2 separate regions of the Homo sapiens genome follow, and region 1 is linked to region 2. A link is a contact called in ENCODE Hi-C or POLR2A ChIA-PET data. All regions are on one chromosome and are shown on one strand. Each heading gives the region's core, a stretch centred on a gene start or an enhancer-like site at or near the end of the contact. The rest is flanking DNA. Distances are from core to core; before and after follow the strand shown.

What was found. Hi-C counts contacts between places; a loop is a spot of excess contacts on that map. ChIA-PET counts read pairs that join two places held with the same protein, here RNA polymerase II (POLR2A). Pooled maps may share reads with other maps.
Region 1: a loop to region 2 is called in a pooled map, with 5 times the contacts of the local background. The contact joins the promoter of TMEM256-PLSCR3 here to the promoter of DHX33 in region 2. A Hi-C loop is called at or near these places in 1 of 50 pooled maps. POLR2A ChIA-PET finds 5 or more read pairs at or near these places in 2 of 52 experiments (IMR-90 and activated naive CD4-positive, alpha-beta T cell).

The regions. Positions count from the first base shown.
Region 1 is chr17:7,401,565-7,405,603 of GRCh38, forward strand. It overlaps TMEM256-PLSCR3 (TMEM256-PLSCR3 readthrough (NMD candidate)), which reads right to left and starts at 2,567. Exons shown (of 10, transcript NR_037719.1): 1 at 2,436-2,567; 2 at 2,094-2,125. TMEM256 (transmembrane protein 256) reads right to left here and starts at 2,533. Exons shown (of 4, transcript NM_152766.5): 1 at 2,436-2,533; 2 at 2,094-2,125; 3 at 1,746-1,826; 4 at 1,411-1,645. The coding sequence starts at 2,520. The coding sequence ends at 1,502. It also overlaps a transcript of NLGN2 not described here. RefSeq lists an enhancer at 2,342-2,521 and a silencer at 3,012-3,341.
Region 2 is chr17:5,467,594-5,471,703 of GRCh38, forward strand. DHX33 (DEAH-box helicase 33) reads right to left here and starts at 1,389. Exons shown (of 12, transcript NM_020162.4): 1 at 978-1,389. The coding sequence starts at 1,266. DHX33-DT (DHX33 divergent transcript) reads left to right here and starts at 1,499. Exons shown (of 3, transcript NR_135644.1): 1 at 1,499-1,546; 2 at 2,321-2,401; 3 at 2,499-2,767. It overlaps DERL2 (derlin 2), which reads right to left. Exons shown (of 7, transcript NM_016041.5): 7 at 3,661-4,110. RefSeq lists enhancers at 441-1,023, 813-1,032, 1,413-1,482.

The sequences.
Region 1 (4,039 bases), core at 1,317-3,816, 1.9 Mb after region 2:
AATTAGCCGGGCGCGGTTGCGGGCGCCTGTAATCCCAGCTACTCGGGAGGCTGAGGCAGGAGAATCACTTGAACCCGGGAGGCGGAGGTTGCAGTGAGCTGAGATCGTGCCACTGCACTCCTGCCTGGGTAACAGGGCAAGACTGCGTCACAATAAATAAATACTGTCCCCACTAAATATCTTCCAGTTCTCTACATGCTGTGACTGCCACTCCAGCCTGTCCTGCCACCTTTTCTCACTCCTTTCCTACCTAACTCAAACTCAGCCCACATTGAAGACTCCTGCTTCTCCAAACCCCTCCCCTCTCCATCTTGTTCTTTGTTCATTGTTTCTTCCATACAATAGAGCTCCTTTAAGGATCATCTCAAGCATTGTGACACATTTTCTGATCCCCAATACATGATCTGTCCCTGCTTTGAACCCCAAAGTATTTTGTAACTAATGACACTCCTATCCTGCCTTGCCTTAATCCTCACTTCTAGAGTAAGTGGGTGCTGATAACAACAGGGCTGAAAACCATGACCCTATAGTAATTTTTTAAAATCCCAGTACTTTGGGAGGCTGAGGCGGGTGAATTGCTTGAGGTCAGGAGTTCAAGACCAGCTTCGCCAATATGGTGAAACCCCATCTCTACTAAAAATACAAAAATTAGCCAGGCATGGTGGCATGCACCTATAATCTCAGCTACTTGGGAGGCTGAGGCAGGAGAATCACTTGAACTCAGGAGGTGGAGGTTGCAGTGAACCAAAATCGCACCACTGCACTCCAGCCTGGGCAACAGAGTGAAACTCTGTCTCAAAAAAATAAAAATAAAAATAAAAACAGGCCGGGCGTGGTGGCTCATACCTGTAATCACAGCACTTTGGGAGGCCAAGGCAGGCGGATCACCTGAGGTCGGGAGTTCAAAACCAGCCTTGCCAACATGGCACAACCCCGTGTCTACTAAAAATACAAAAAATTAGTTGGGCATGGTGGCAGGCGCCTGTAATCCCAGCTATTCAGGAGGCCGAGGCAGGAGAATCGCTTGAACCTGGGAGGCAGAGGTTGCAGTGAGCCGAGGTCGCGCCACTGTATTCCAGCCTGGGCGACAGAGCAAGACTCCATCTCAAAATAATAATAATAATAATAATAAAATTAAAAACCTAGTATGCATCAGAACCACAAGATGAGCTTATTAAAATACAGATTCTCAGGCCCGAAAGAGTGCTTCAGTAGGAATCTGTGTTATTTCAAGCATTCTTTATGACTTTGATGCCCACCAGGGTAAGAACATTATAATAAGTTAACTTAAAGTGACCAGAATCCCCAGACCTAAGGCTCACTGATTAAGTCTTAGGAAATGGAGGGAGTTCAGAGGTTGAATCCCCACCCTTCGTCCTCCAAGAGGTTAGATGAACAAAGACTCCAAAGTTTATTTGCCTTTCCTTTTTAATCCTCTTCTTACTCCAACTCTTTAAAAAAAAAACTGCCCAGAAAACCCAGTAATTAAGCAAAAGGGAGCTCAAAGAGCCAAGGCAAGCCAGCCCAAGAGTAGCAGGGTCCCTCCCGCAGGGGCCAAAGTCTGGATGCTGGGGTCTCCACTCAGAGCCTGGTAGTAAAAGCTGGTGCAGAATAAGGTCGTTCCGGAAGCTAGCAATAACCCAGCCTGAAGGAGACACAGCACAGAAAACAGGATTGTTAAGAACAGGGCAGGCTGAGAGGGAGTGTGTGGGGCTTGGTCAGGGTTAGGCGCAGGGAAAGATTACCCAGAGTGGCTTTCTGCAATGGGGCACCCCTAACAGGGCCAGGCTGTGTAAGAAGTGGTGTTTGTTGGCCTTGTCAAACAGCTGTAAGAAAAACAGAAACGAAGGGATGTCGTAGGCAATACAGGTACTGAGATCCCCTGATGACACAAGGGACCAAAGTTCCTTCCCCCACCCCACCCTTGAAGTCCCAGCTTGATCCCAGGCCTTTGGCTTACAGAGCCTTTGGCCTTTGCTGCTCCAGAGATCCGCGGCTCGCCCCACCCTCTCCCCGCCCACTTCCCCCAGGGACCCCAGACTTTGTGCCTTCGTAGACCCACGAGTCAGGGAGCCCCAGCGCAGTTACTTCACCTCCTTCCCGTAGGCATCTGGGAATTGGGCGCCTGTGGAGAAAAGAAGCAAAGGTTAGCGGTCCTAGTGCCAGCCCTGACCGCCCCCAATCCGGGGGGACCCAGGTGGACATTGGCGAGAAAGGGCACCCCCCCCCCCGCCCCAGGAAGCTTCCGATTGGTGGGAACACGCTCGGGCAGTACTGGGAACCAATTGGACCCAGCTGGGGGACTTTAAAAGGTTTAGGGCTCCGCGGACTGTCTGATAAACGAGAGGCCGGGCACCTCCCATAGGTTACGCCCTTGCAGCAGACCCCAGAGGACGCCCCAAGTACAGTCCCATCTTCGTCCCCAGCCCCCTGACCGTGCGCCCCGTAGGAAGCGAAGCCTAAGGCCGCAGCTCCGGACAAGGCGCCCAAGCGGCGGAAAGCTGCAGCTGGCCCGGCCATAGCTGTAGAACAGGACGCACCGGACCAACGCCGCCCAGGCCACCCAAGAGGCCAGCCAATCCCGACCGCCCATGCAAATAAGGTTCACAGGCGCCCAATCCGGGCCGTGTTCATTTCAGCATTGCGCTCTTCACCCGCCTTTGTAAAACCGCTGCAGAGTGGCGAAGACGTCTGGCGGGCGGAGAAACCAGCACCAATTAGGAACAGAGGAGCTAAGCAGTGGGGGGGCGGGGTTGAGGGCGGGACTAGGGGGATTTGCGTCAAGGATTGGCCCACTTTCCAAGTTGATCGCCTCTTCGAACCCCCCACCCCCATGCTCCGGCCAATTTCCAAAGATCCCGGTCTTCTCTCAAAGTTCCGCCCCTTTTTCCACAGGCTCCTCCTGTTCAGCTTCAAATCAAACCCACTACCAAAAAGAGGCGGCCCGAAAGATAGCAAAGCCCCACCTATTGCCAGTAAACCCCGCCCACTGCACAAATGGCCCCTCCCCCATGTCTGAAGGCTCCGCCTTCTTTGTATGATGCCCCGCCCCCTGTAGTTAAGATATTCTCCCCCCCGCCAGCCCTCCGAGACCGCGAGAGCCCCGAGGGTGGGAGATCCGGGGGAATGTCTCCACCCTGCCCTGGCCCGCTACGTCCATCTGTCCGTCTGTCCGCTCCCGCCTCTTCCCACCATCTCCAATCCCCCCATTCTCCGGAGGGCGGGCGGGCAGGCGGGTGCGAGCGGGGGGTGCGAGCGGGGGGTGTGCGCCGCTCTCTCGGCAGGGGGCGGGGGAGGCGGCCGCGCGGTGACGCGCGGGGCTGCTGCGGCTGCTCCGCCGGCGGATCATCACTCTCGGGCTGGGATGGACGCGGGGCGGGCCGGCCCTGGCGCGCGGAGCCAGGAGTCCGGGCCTCCCGGCTGCTGAGCGTCCCTCGAAGCCTCCCCTCACCCCCGCCTTCCCTCCTAGGATCCGCGCTGACCCCCGCCCCGGGGCTCTGGACTCGGCTCCCGCCCTCCTCTGACTCCCCGGACCTCCCCCTCACGCCCGCCCTCGGGATCGACTAGATCCCTCCCCCTCCCCGAGGATTCCGGCTGGATCCCTGCCCCTGCACCGCGGATCCTGCGCTCCCGGGCCCCGGGCCCCTGGGGATTAACGTGGACTCCTCCTCCAGCACCCGATCCTTAGGATCCTCCGCCTGGACCGCCTTCTGGTCCCTCGAAGCCGGCCCACGGAACCAGCGGATCCTCAATCTAGTCCTGTCCCGTTGCCCCCTCCTTTCTCTATCGTCCCTACTGCGGGGTTCCCTGTTCTCGGGCTCCCCCTGATCCCATCCCCTAGCTCTCCTTTTCCCGGGGATCGACTGGATCCCGGCCCCGCCCCCCGGGGCTGGGGCGATCCCCCTCCCCCGCCGGGTGAGGCGCTGCGGGCGGGGGCTGGGCCTGCGGGGCCGCGGGGGCTCAGAGGCCGCCGCCCCCTCCCGAAGGCCTTTCGCCCCCCACTCGGAGCCCTGGATGGAGGCACCACGGCCCCAGGGCT
Region 2 (4,110 bases), core at 139-2,638:
GTTAAGGGATAACCCCACTCTGGCCGGGAATATGCCAGCCGGGAATATGCCAGCCGGGAGATAAACCCCCTCGGGCCGGAAAAATGTCTGCCCCAAGATAACATCCCCTGCTCCCAAAGAGTCCAACCCTGCCAAAAACTTCTCCACACATATAAACATTCCAAGCTTGTGATAAGCCCCCTCACCCTAACACCAATATATACTCTTAGTCTGTAAGAGAAAGGGCTCCTGACCGAAATCGGCCAGGAGCGCCTCTCAGGTTTTAACTAAAGAAAAGCTGTCTTTAACTGCCAGCCGCGTTTCGTGTTTCTTTCCTTTTTCTTTAACTCTTACAAATAGCTCACATCCAAATCCAGTGGGCATCACATCCAAGTCCAGTATAACCGGACTTGACTGCTGCATCTGCTCACTCTCTATTCCTTTGACTAGCAGCACTCATGGGTCTCCTTCCTCTCTTTGGCTGCTCATCCTTTCCGTCCTTCAGTATCTCCTCTAACACGTTGGGGATCATAAGCCCCATGAAATCAGTCCCTGCCCCACAACTCTGCCTCTTTTCATGCACCAGAAACTACACCTTCCCTTTCGACCGGAATGTGTTCAGGTTCCCATCTCTCAAACGGGCTTTCCCCCCTGCCTAGAATGCCCTCCCTCCCACACGACCTCCCCAGCCGCCTCCTCACAAACCGGGTCAGATCCACTCTTCTAAGATCCGCAAGCCCCCGGTACGTTTCTCTACCCTTTTACGCGGAAGGTGAGTCTTTGCCTACACACGTTGGTCACTCTCACCGGGCTGTCCAGCGCCTCCAGGGCAGGGCTGCCGGACTCTTCTTCGAGGCCCCTCTCCAGGTCTGGCCCAGAAAAGGTATTCAGGTTTGTTGAAGCCACGAACGAAAGGGATTGAGAGGCATGTAAGAAAAACTGCTCTAGCTAAGCCACGGACGAAGTGCAAGGAAGAGCCCGCCGGCGCGGCCACTCACCGATGAGGACCGCGTTGTCCAGGTTTCGGAGCTGGGCCAACAGTTGCCCCCGCGCTTGGAAGATGGGCAGACTCCGGCGCTGCAGCTCCACAGCTTCAGGGTAGGGACTGGCCGAGGGCTGGGCCAGGGGCGGCTGCTGCCTCCGGCCTCCTCCTCCTCCTCTGCCGCCGCTGCCCGCAGTCAGCAGCATCACCACTTGCCTCCCGGGAGGGAAGGACCCAGCGCGGCTCGGAGGTCCAGAGCCTGGCCGGAATCTCTTGGCCGGCGGGAAGCCCGCCTCCTCCGGCATGTCGGGAGGGCACCGCGGCGGGAGGCGCAAGCGCCGAGAGCTCCTGCCCCCTCTCAGGTGCAGACAACAGGAGCACACCGCCCCTTCCTCGCCGCCACGTGCTGGCGGCTCCCGGCGACCACCGATGACCTCACGGCCGCCCCAGTCTTTAGAAAAAGGGACTGCATCTCCCAGCATGCCTTGGGGGCTTGGGAAGGCTTTCACTTCCTGGGGGTGGGAAAAGCAGGGCCTGAGGTACAACCAGGAAAAGGCCCGGAGCTACAACCGGGAAACACAGGATGTAAGGTTCCGTGGGACTGTAGTCTTGGTTAACGAGGTTTTTCTCATTGTTTTATTTTTTTTTTTTGAGATGGAGTTTCGCTCTTGTTGCCCAGGCTGGAGTGCAATGGCGCGATCTCGGCTCACACTGCAACCTCCGCCTCCTGGGTTCAAGCGATTCTCCTGCCTCAGCCTCCCAAGTAGCTGGGGTTACAGGCGTGCGCCACCGGGGCCCGTCTAATTTTGTATTTTTAGTAGAGACAGGGTTTCTCCATGTTGGTCAGGCTGGTCTTGAACTCCCGACCTCAGGTGATCCGCCTGCCTCGGCCTCCCAAAGTGCTGGGATTATAGGCGTGAGCCACCGCGCCCCGCCCATTGTTTTGTTCTAGTAGCATTACTTCTTTTCAGTAAACCCGCGTTTTCCCCTTCTCTGTCCAAATAACAGTCACTCTTCAAGGAAAGTACTTAATTCTGTAAAATCAATGAGAAGCGCAAACGTGCATTGTCTAATCCTCTAAACAACTTATAAGTTATGTGGTATATACTGGTTATTAGATTATCTCTAATTTACAGATTAAGAAATTGAGTCATCTTAGTCATTCAGATGTCCCCAAATCATAATTTTGTGATCATCTTGTGTTACAGAAAGGAAAACCAATTCTGATATACATGAATTTAACTCAGAAAATGACTCCTCCAACGGATGTGGTCGCCTCCAGTAATACAAGCAGAGAAAGGAGGGAGTTCAATGAAATTAAAATTGTCTTTTATCTTTCCTTTCCCCCAACCATTCCAGCCAGACTCTCAAGTTCTCTACATGGCTGTGCAACCCCATCACAGACACTTCAGTGAAGATTCAGAACTGCAGCAGAAAAAAGTAGGATTATAACTAGTTCTTCCTTACCCTCCTAAAAGTTCTTAGATGATTTGCTAATTTACCACGGAGAATGCCAAGTAGCTGTTTGCTCTTACAGGAAATGTGATTTCCAGAGAATACACCGTAAGCTTCAGCTCATGTGAAGGGTATCTTCTGAAGCTCGTTTCCATGAAACTCGCCCTGTTAAATATCTCCCTTCCCGTGATTCGTGAGAGAGCTAGTCTAAAAACAAAAAACCTCCCCTTTGCTCCAGGTCGGAGATAATTTTCCTCTAGTTGCTGACAGTTTGGTGACCAGGCATTACTGAAAATGTGCACGTTGAACCAGCAGCAGATTTGTGTTTAAGAATAAACTGACAAATTTTCACTTCCTACCCTGAAATATTTAGAAAGGCAACCCAAAACTACAAGGGATAATAAATGTTAACTCTCAAATTATGGACTTTGAGTAAAGACATCCCAGTCCTTTTTCCCAGTGTGCTTTCCAGAGTAACTTAAGGTAGGAGTCCGATGTTCCAAATGATTACAATAATTTAGGTAATGTAAATGGGTGGACTTATTTCTTGATGGAGCACATTCCACCTCTACATGCAGCCCCTAATCATTTCTAGGCAATGGCTGTCATGTAGACCTATTATTGCCAGATCTTCCAATTTTCTCAAGAAAAGCCAAAAGTGAAGATTTTTATCTGTCAATGTTAAATACAGGTTTAAACTTAAAAAAAAAAAAAGTACTGTCAAAACAAAGCACATAGGTAGGTAACAAATCTGTAGGTAACTCATCCATAATCTCTGGCCTAATGATCCAGCTATTCTATAGCCTCAAAGCTAAGAGGACCAAAGAGTGGAAAAATTAAGTCCTATATATGCATCAAGCCATGCTGCTCACATTTCTCCCATTGGTAGACTGAAATCTGCTGTTTCTCCTGAAGAAGTCTCTTGGGGTTCACCAGCTTTCATATGTAGATACTGACAAGCTAATAACTATTCAGAGAATATCCTGGTTCTTCCTTCAAACGACGAAGTGTCAGACACATTTCATTTTTAACTTGTCTGGGATGGTCTGTGGACTTAACTGGTCTGATCACGACCATAACAGCTGGTGGTCACCTTTGCTTTTCCGACCACCAAATTACTGCCCTTGATCATGTTCAGTTTCCCTCTATCCCACTTTCAGAGACAACCACAAGCTTCAGCAACTAGGCTCAAGCTTGCATGCATACACTTTAATCCCTCTATAATTAAAAATACCAGATAATACTTTGCTGATCAATAAACAAAGGTATTTATTCAGCACCCATGTGCCAAGCACTGTGCTAGGCACTGTGGTGGATACAAAAATTAAGACATGGTCCCTGCCCTTAAGGAGCTTACATTCTCATGAGGGAGACAAGACTAATATACATGTACCAGCTAGGAACAGTACAAGACAATATATAATTTGGCGTTAAGAATGTCATACAGACTTGAAGCTTTATAGGGATTCAGAGACAGACAATAAAATAGGCCTTAGAGTCAAGATTTTTTGAGGAATCAGGAACAAGGCCAGGCCTTGAAGAACTGAAGAGACTTAAGTTGAGGTCCCTGTTAGGTAGAAGTGGGAGTAAAGTTAAGAAAAAAACAAGTATGCATATAATGTAGGGGCTTACTAAGAAGTCACTGTGGATTTCTGAGCAGAGGAGTGACTTGATCATACAAGATTCAACAATTT